2 separate regions of the Homo sapiens genome follow, and region 1 is linked to region 2. A link is an interaction called in ENCODE POLR2A ChIA-PET data of the cell type or tissue named here. Cell type or tissue: PC-3. All regions are shown on one strand. Each heading gives the region's core, and the rest is flanking DNA. Links, peaks and the distances in the headings are about the cores only. Region 1 overlaps RGS3 (regulator of G protein signaling 3). Region 2 overlaps LOC105376223 (a long non-coding RNA gene).

Region 1 (4,392 bases), core at 282-4,281, 98 kb after region 2:
GAATCCCAATTCCTATCCATGTGCCGCCTCCCTCACAGCCAGTGTGCCGCTTCCTCACGGCTGCTACGGGGCATATGGAGGCAGTGCCTGGCACACAGTAGCCCATGGTGGTGCCCCTCTGCTCCTTGCCTTCCTCTCCACAGCTTGACTCTCTCATGAGTGGGCACCAGGGACCAACCCAAAAACTAAGGTTTTACTCCAAGCAACAGCTCTGAGAATAGGGAGGACTGAAAGCCAGAGGTGGAAGGAGGGAAGCCTATTGCTGATGAACAACTGGGGCTTGGAGATAGGCAAATCAAGCTTCAAACCCTGGCTCTGCCACCTCCTACGTCAAGGTACCTGCACAGGCTGCTTAACCTATTCAGGCTCGATTTCCTCATCTGTAAAATGGCAATGTGAATACTGAGTACCCACATCACAGCTCTGTGGGGAGGGCTTAGCATAGGGCCTGGCACCTAGTAAGTGCTCAATAAGCATCTGCAATTTCTGTAATCATAATTGTTACTCTCATGACGATCATCGACATCATCAGCTCCCTCTCCTGCATCCAATTCCGGGACAGGGCACTTGACGTATTCTGACCCTTACAGCAGCCTAGGACAGGAGTCCTGTTAGTTGCAGGTTTCAGGGGGGGAAACTTGGAAGCTGAGAAGGCAGATGAGTCTGTGCTCAGCCTGCCCCTAGGCTGGGTCAGTCTGGCTCACTGCATGGCCTGGGCCAAATCACTCCCCTCACTGGGTCTTGCTCTTCCCAGCATGTCTGTCCAGTTCTGAATCTCAGCTAGCCTAGAAAGATCAGAGTTCAGGGCCCAAGGCATAGCCAGGTCTCCTTGTGGGGGCATCAAGGGCAGGAGGAACAGAAAGGTCCCCCTTTCCAGATACACACCCTTGCCTTATCTGTCTGCCCCAGTCTGCCCCACTGCCCTCCTCCTTCAGGGCCTGCAGCGCTGGGGGCACTGGGTGGTGGTGGGGTGCCCATCCAGTAAAAAAAAGAGGCTTTTTCACTCGAGGACACTGGAGTGGACATGTGGACATGAGACTAAGCCACAACCCTGTGGCCGAAGGTCACCCTCCCGAGCCTCAGGCACACTCAGCCTCACCGCTGCCTCCTGAGGCAGGCACACCCTATCTCTGCTTGGGGGTGATGTCAGGGCTAGGTTTGGCTGAATTTACAGTCTTCTCCAAACCCACCCTCCTGCCTCCCTCTGTCATGAGACTTTCTCTTATCTCCCTTGGCCCTGCACCAACTTGCCTATATTGGTCTCCTGCTCAAAATGCCTTCATCCCTCTAGGATAAAGTCCCATCCTCTAACCCTGTGTGTTCTGCCCCCGCCAACCTCTCCACCACACCGTTTCTCCTCTTTTCCCTCCAGCCAGTCTGCTACACTCTACCCTCAGGCCCCTCTAAACCTATGCTCACACTGTACGTCCTGCCTAGAGCACCTTCCCCTCCCCTGTCCACCTGCTGAAGCTCTACTCATTCTTCAAAATTCAAGTGACCCACCCACGTATTGCCCCTCAATTTCTGACAAAGGTGACATTGCCCTATAGTGAGACAGGATGGATTTTGAATACATTGAATATTTATCCAGAGAAAATGAGTCTTGACCTCTACTTCATACATGGATAAAAATCTATTTCAAGTGGATTTTAGATCTAAATATGAAACATAAAACATCTAAAAGAATACATAAAAGTATATGTCCATAACCTTGTAATAAGCAGAGAAACAGGACTCAACAAACACTCTCCATAAAAGAAAAAAGATTAACAAATTGGACTGCATTAAAATTAAGAACTTGTGTTCTTCAAATATACCCTTAAGAGAGTGAAAAGGCAAATCCCAGAGTGGGAAGAGATATTTGGAATGTGCACATCCAACAATAAACACATATCTACAATATCGTTTAAGCTCCTACAAGTTAATCAGAAAAAAAAATCCAATAGGAAAATGGGGGAAAGACTTGAACAGGCACTTTTCAAAAGAGGTCATCCAAATGGCTAATCAACACATGAAAAAGGGACTCGACCTCACCAGACATCAAGGAAATTCAAATTAAAGCCACAATTAGATATCACAATATCTAATACCAATAATGTTGGTACAGACATGGAATAATAGGCTCTTTCATGTACAGCTTAAAGGGAGTATATTCCTGTCACACTTTGGAAAATAATATCATGGTATTTACTAAAGCTAACTCTCTACAACTCTATGACTCAGCAATTGCAAAACTTAGGTATTCACCTAACAGAAGCAAACATAGTATATCAAAAGATAAGTACAAGAATATTCATAGCAGCACCATTCATTATAGCCTCAAACTGTAAACAACACAAATGTTCATCAGCAGTAGATTAGATAAACTGTGGCGGTATATTCATACAAGGAAATACCACAGAGCAACAAGAATAAACAAAATAAAGCTTGATACAATATTATTGATGAATCTTGCCATCAAAATGCTGATCAAAAGAAGTCAGCATGAAATAATATGTACCCAATGATTCCATTTACACAAAATTCAAGGATAGGCTACGCTCATCGATGAGAGAAGTCAGGACAAGGGCCGGGTGCAGTGACTCATGCCTGTAATCCCAGCACTTTGGGAGGCTGAGGAGGGCGGATCACCTGAGGTCAGGAGTTCGAGACCAGCCAGGCCAACATAGTGAAACCTGTCTCTACTAAAAATACAAAAATTAGCCGGGCATGGTGGCACGCGCCGGTAATCCCAGCTACTCAGGAGGCTGAGGCAGGAGAATCACTTGAACCTGGGAGATGGAGGTTGCAGTGCACTGCACCCCAGCCTGGGCAACAGAGCGAGACTCTGCCTCAAAAAAAAAAAGAAGTCAGGACGGGGTTACCTTTGAGGTCATAGTAACTAAAAGAGGGTTATTTGTGGGGATTCCTAGGGTACCAGAATGTTCTATTTCTTGACCTGGATGGGGGTACGCTTTGTGGAAAATTCATTGGCTGTATTCTTCTAATTTTTCTGGAAGTATGCTGCACTTCAATTTAAAAGGTTTATTTTAAAAACAAATAAAACCCCTCATCCCAGTGTCTCCTCTTCTGCTCCCTGGGCTGAGGCTCACTGCTTCTCGGTGAGCTCCTTGCTTTGTACACATCTCTGATTGCGCATTCCAACTGTTTCCCTCCAGCAAAACGCTGCCGCGCTGCCTCCTGAATGCCTGCTCAGTGTCAGATCCACGCCAAGCACCTCACCTACATCGCTGCATTTAATAACAGCCACCTATGAGATGGGCGCTAGTGGCACTCCCACTGCTATCAGGACACAGAATCCATTCACATGAAACATGTCTAAGTGCTTTACAGCTATTATCTCATTTAACTCGAGGAGGCTAGACCACTGCTTGAGGACATGAAGGCAGGAGAAGCTCCATTCTTGTCCAAGAGCACAAGACTGTAAGGTAGGAGAGATCCTTCCCTCAAGTCCAGAGCCCATATTCCTATACAACCTCCCTAGACAAGGAGGAGCATGTGGCTGGACACACAAAAGCAATTTCCATGGATAGGCGGGAAACATGTCTACACCTCTGAGGGGTGGATAGACTGGGATGGAGACCTGCTCTTCAATGGGCAAGCATCTGTACAATCACATGCAGCTTCACCTCTTGTAGGAAGCTTTGCTGAGGCTCCCAGGCTGAACTGAGTGCTTCCCTGGGGAGTCCCACAGCACCCCCCTCCCCACCCCATGCCTCTCCATTAAAGCTGTGTTGTTACTGTCCATTACCTGAACATCCTGGCACTAGATTAAAGATTGGGCCTTTTAGATCTATGCCACTAGTAATTTGTAAGTACATGGCACACAGTAGGTGCTTAACACACATGGAAGGAAGGAGGGAAGGAAGGAAGGAAGGAAGGAAGGAAGGAAGGAAGGAAGGAAGGAAGGAAGGAAGGAAGGAAAGAAGGAAAGACACGGAAGGGAGACAGGCAGAGAGGACAGTACAGAGCTGCTGCTATTTGAATCAACTGGGAACTGCAGGAAGTGAGGTCTGAGAAGTGAAGATTTCATGGCCTGGCTGAACATTGCTTCCAACCCTTGACTTGAGGGGTGGCATAGCCATGCCACCTCCCATTCCACAGTCCTTCTCCTGGCTGCCTTCGGCCTGCTGTCAAGGTTCCTGCCAGCCATGTGGTCCCCAGAGGCACTGCCAAGACCTTTCTCTGCCTCTCTCCTTGTTCCCTTACCCTCTGCCACCCTTCCCTGAGTCCCCGAGCTCTGCTATTTGCCCAAGGCTAACCCCAGTAAGAGGTAACTGAGGACACCACAGAGAGCCCTGGCTATGTGGCGAAAAGCATGCCCAGTTCCAAATACACACCCCCCTTTCTAAGTTGGGAGCCGCTGACAGTTCTCCGGCAGCAGCCTGAGCC
Region 2 (4,392 bases), core at 73-4,072:
GAGGCACTATGCCTTCCAAGAAATCCATTTGTCCCCCCAGGATGACACAGGATACGACCCCTTCCCCAGGAATCAAACCACTCGTTCCCTCAGGATTGGGTCATTTATTGATGCCCCTGTTCAGCAACTACAGTCATGTGCCATAGGACGTTTCAGTCGATGACAGACCGCATATAAGTTGGTGGTCCCATCAGATGATAATACTGCATTTTTACCGTCCATTTTCTATGTTTAGACACACAAATACTTACCATTGTGTTACAGTCACCTACAGTCTTCAGTACAGTGCCGCAAGTGCAGGTTAGTAGCCTAGGACCCACAGGCTAGACCATGTAGCCTAGGTGTGTGGCAGCCTCTACCATCTAGGTTTGTGTGAGTACACTTTTATGACATTTGCACAAAATCACCTAATGACGCATTTCTCAGAACGCATCCCCATTTGTTAAGCGACACATGACTATACTTAAGAGCATGGACAACAAGCCAGGGTCTGGGCCAGGTGTGGGGATTCAGCAAGAAGCAAGACTGGCTTGGTCCTTCCTTCAGGACACTGACAGTTCAGGGGACAAGTAATTACAACTGCAGTGAATGTTGTGAGTGGTAAGCACATCAGTGGGGCAAGAGCGTGGACCAGAGCGAGTGATCAGGGGGCCCAGACCCCCTAAGGAAAAGTGACTTGTAAGCCACACCCCCAAGATAAGGAGGAGGGGATGGAAGAGCCTCCTGGGCTCAGCTAGCGGTGCGTGCAGCGTTACCCTGAAGGCCTAGTCCTTACCGTGTTGGGCACTGAGACTGGCATGTTAGAGGAAATGCTTTTGCAGCTGAACCGTGGACTCAACAGAGGAGAGGAAGTAGAAGAAATAGACAAAGCCAGTTTTGGTAGCCCTTGTAGGCATGAGCCCTTTGGCTTCATTCTGAGGATAACAGAAGACCATGAAAGTATTTTGGAGGAATTGCCTTTTCCTTTTGGTTCCAGAGAGATCCTTTTGGTTCCATGATAGTGATGGATTGTAGGGAGCGGATGCAGGGCAACTCCAGCATTGAGATTGGCTCCTTTTGGATACTCAATTGCTATTTCAGATTATTCAGCTACTTTTGAGTAGAATAAAAGAACTGGGCCACAAAACATCAATTGTGAAAAGTGGAGAAGCATGACACAAATTAAGGAATTATTGGGTGAAATCTGGCTTGAGGGAAATAGATTAATCAGGAGGGCACCTAGTGTAACAACCAACCTCAAAATTTTCAAAGGCAAAACACCATAAAAGTTTAGTTTTGCTCATACAACCATCCCCCAAGGGTGTTTCTGGTTATAAAGCTCTCCTGGATGGCTCTCCTCCAGGGGGTGACTCGGGATCCAAGCTCCTTCTAGCTTGCGGTGCTGTGGGATTTTCTGCATCTGGCCAGCAGATGATGTAAGAATGTGGAGATTCGCATGAGGAGGTTTTCACAAATCAGGCCTGGAAGCAGAGTATGTCACCTCCATCCACATTCTATTGACCAGAACCTGAAGACAGGCCTGCACCTCACTGCAAGGAGGCTGGGTAATGCAGGCTACATGTAAGCCCAAGAGGAAAAGGGAAGTGGTTTGGGGGAAACTAGCCTATCTCTGTCACAGAGGAGCTGCCACTGGGAAACTCAGACCCGGAGAGGAAAAGTTGTTTGCTGATGGTTACCCTTCAGGTTGGTGACAGCAAGGAGACCAGAATCTTACAATTCTTGATTCTCAAATCCATCATTTTCCCCTTTTCTGTAGTGGGCATGCTTATCAATATGTGGTGAGGTCATGCTGCTCTGAAGTGTCAGGAAATAGAAAATCAGTCCAGCAAGCTTTTATGAGGGCCTGCTATTGCAATTGGTAGAAAGACAACAAATAGGCCGGAGGCGGTGGCTCACGCCTGTAATCCCGACACTTTGGGAGGCTGAGGCAGGGGGATCACAAGGTCAGGAGATCGAGACCATCCTGGCCAACATGGTGAAACCCCATCTCTAATGAAAATACAAAAATCAGCCAGGCATGATGGTGCGCACCTGTAGTCCCAGCGACTCAGGAGGCTGAGGCAGGAGAATCACTTGAACGCAGGAGGTGGAGGCTGCAGTAAGCTGAGATTGCGCCACTGCAGTCCAGCCTGGGCAACAGAGCAAGACTCTGAGAAAGAAAGAAAGAAAGAAAGAGAGAGAGAGAGAGAGAGAAGGAAGGAAGGAAGGAAGGAAGGAAGGAAGGAAGGAAGGAAGGAAGGAAGGAAGGAAGGAAGGAAGGAAGGAAAGAGAAAGAGAGAGAGAGAGAGAGAGGGAGAGAGGGAGGGAGGGAGGGAGGAAAGAAAGAGAGAAAAGAAAGAAAGAAGGAAGGAAGGAAGGAAGGAGAAAGAGAGAGAGAAAGCAAGAAAGAGACAAATATATGATTTTCTGCCTTCAAGTAGCTCACTGTTTCCCAGGCAAAGGGGACCATGTGCCAGGGGCATTCAGAGTAGAAAAGAAATGGTATCCGGCCCCTTAGGAGACAGCGGTGAGCTGAGCCTCAAAGGGCAGGCAGGGCTTTTGTGTTTGTTTCAATTTTGTTGTGTTTCTGGGGTTTTTTGTTAGTGTTGTTGTTTTGGTTTTTGTGCTTTTTCTAGTTTTCATGGAGGTGCCATTTGGGCTATAGGGCCCTGGCAGTTAAGGACATTAAATATTTATTCACAACCCAGCGTGACCTCTCCTGGATGTCTATCTCAGAGACATCTCCTCTCACACCCTGCGTCTCGCATCTTATGGTACAAAAAGAAGCCCTGCCGCCCCTTGAGGCTACTCCAGCAGTGTAGTTTGGAGGATCAGGGACTTTGAGACCACCAGGGTGTCCATTGCTGAAGAAATGCATGAGAAAAATGTGGTGAATTCTCACCATGGAAAAACATTGTGCATGGTTATAAGCAACTATTACAGACCATTGAATATACTTCGGTGCTAAGAGAGGAAAGAAAAAAAAAAACCAGACTGAGAGCTACGGCACGGAATTAGTCATGTTAATTAAAAGCAGATATACACAGAATAGCACAACATGTTTTATAAGGATTCATGCATATTTAAGAACATATATCAAATACATGAGGGAAAATGCCCATGGGGGAAACAGAATGGTGGTGGGAATCAGGGATAAATGAGAAAAAGGTTAAAAAAAAAAAAACCCAAACCCACAAAAAAGGTTGTGTGCAGTTCAACAGTGAGAATGTGCCAGGGGCTGGGAGATGAGTACCTTTGCTCTCTGTAGCTGAGTCTGATAAAAACAGAAAGATGGTCGGTGGCGGTGGCTCACGCCTGTAATCCCAACACTTTGGGAGGCCGAGGCAGCCGGATCACCTGAGGTCAGGAGTTCGAGACCAGCCTGACCAACACAGAGAAACCCCGTCTCTACTAAAAATACAAAATTAGCCAGGCATGGTGGGGCATGCCTGTAATCTCAGCTACTCAGGAGGCTGAGGCAGGAGAATTTCCTGAACCTGGGGGGCAGAGGTTGTGGTGAACCGAGATCGTGCCATTGCACTGCACTCCAGCATGGGCAACAAGAGTGAAACTCTGTCAAAAAAAAAAAAAAAAGTCCTGGTGCAGTGGCTCACACCTGTAATCCCAGCACTTTGGGAGGCCGAGGCGGGCGGATCACGAGGTCAGGAGATCAAGACCATCCTGGCTAACACAGTGAAACCCCATCTGTACTAAAAATACAAAAAAATGAGTCGGGCTTGGTGGCGGGCGCCTGTAGTCCCAGCTACTCGGGAGGCTGAAGCAGGAGAATGGCATGAACCTGGGAGGCAGAGCTTGCAGTGAGCCGAGATCGAGCCACTGCACTCCAGCCTGGGTGACAGAGCAAGACTCCGTCTCAAAAAAAAAAAAAAATCTAAACAGGGAAAGGGCAACCCAAGGTAGCAGGGTACCACACATAAGCCAAGACCTGGAATCTTCTTCCCCCAACTCTTCACTTAACCAGCTCCTTCTTATCTTCAGTCCTTGATCTGAACGTCCCCTCCCGAGAGAAGCTGGACCTGCTTGCCTTATATAAAATGCCCTCATCATTCCCTATCGTAGTCCTGTACTCTCTTGCGTATGCAACACACACTTTGTAATTTAAAATGCAGCTGCTTATTTATGGTCTGTTTTCCTCACCAATCAGCAAACTCTCTAAGGGCAGAAAGTCATTTTGTCTTACTGCCCAGCACACCAGCAGGGCCACACCTAGAATTAGTTTCAGCTCTAGGTCAAGCACATCACATGTATTGGCTTATTAAGCTCCCATCCCAGCTCTATGAGATGGGTCCTATTATTCTCTCTATTTTATAGAATGGAAACTTGGACACAGAGAGGTTTAGCAAATTGCCTAACACCACACAGCTGGAAAGTAGATGAGCTTGGATTTGACCC

The links. Peaks named below come from ENCODE experiments on the same cell type or tissue, not always from the same donor. Only the 100,000 strongest peaks of a DNase experiment are listed, where the experiment ranks them.
Region 1: POLR2A ChIA-PET joins it to region 2 with 6 read pairs; 3 of 35 experiments call an interaction of 5 or more read pairs at or near these places.

The regions. Positions count from the first base shown.
Region 1 is chr9:113,569,111-113,573,502 of GRCh38, reverse strand. All of the region lies in intron 17 of RGS3 (regulator of G protein signaling 3), which reads right to left. Among named protein-coding and RNA genes, the nearest start is that of RGS3, 110 kb to the right of the region's middle. In PC-3, for the core only: no CTCF peak of the experiment used is centred there; no DNase peak of the experiment used is centred there; H3K27ac peaks cover 1,356 bases.
Region 2 is chr9:113,666,913-113,671,304 of GRCh38, reverse strand. All of the region lies in intron 2 of LOC105376223 (a long non-coding RNA gene), which reads right to left. Among named protein-coding and RNA genes, the nearest start is that of RGS3, 210 kb to the right of the region's middle. In PC-3, for the core only: no CTCF peak of the experiment used is centred there; no DNase peak of the experiment used is centred there.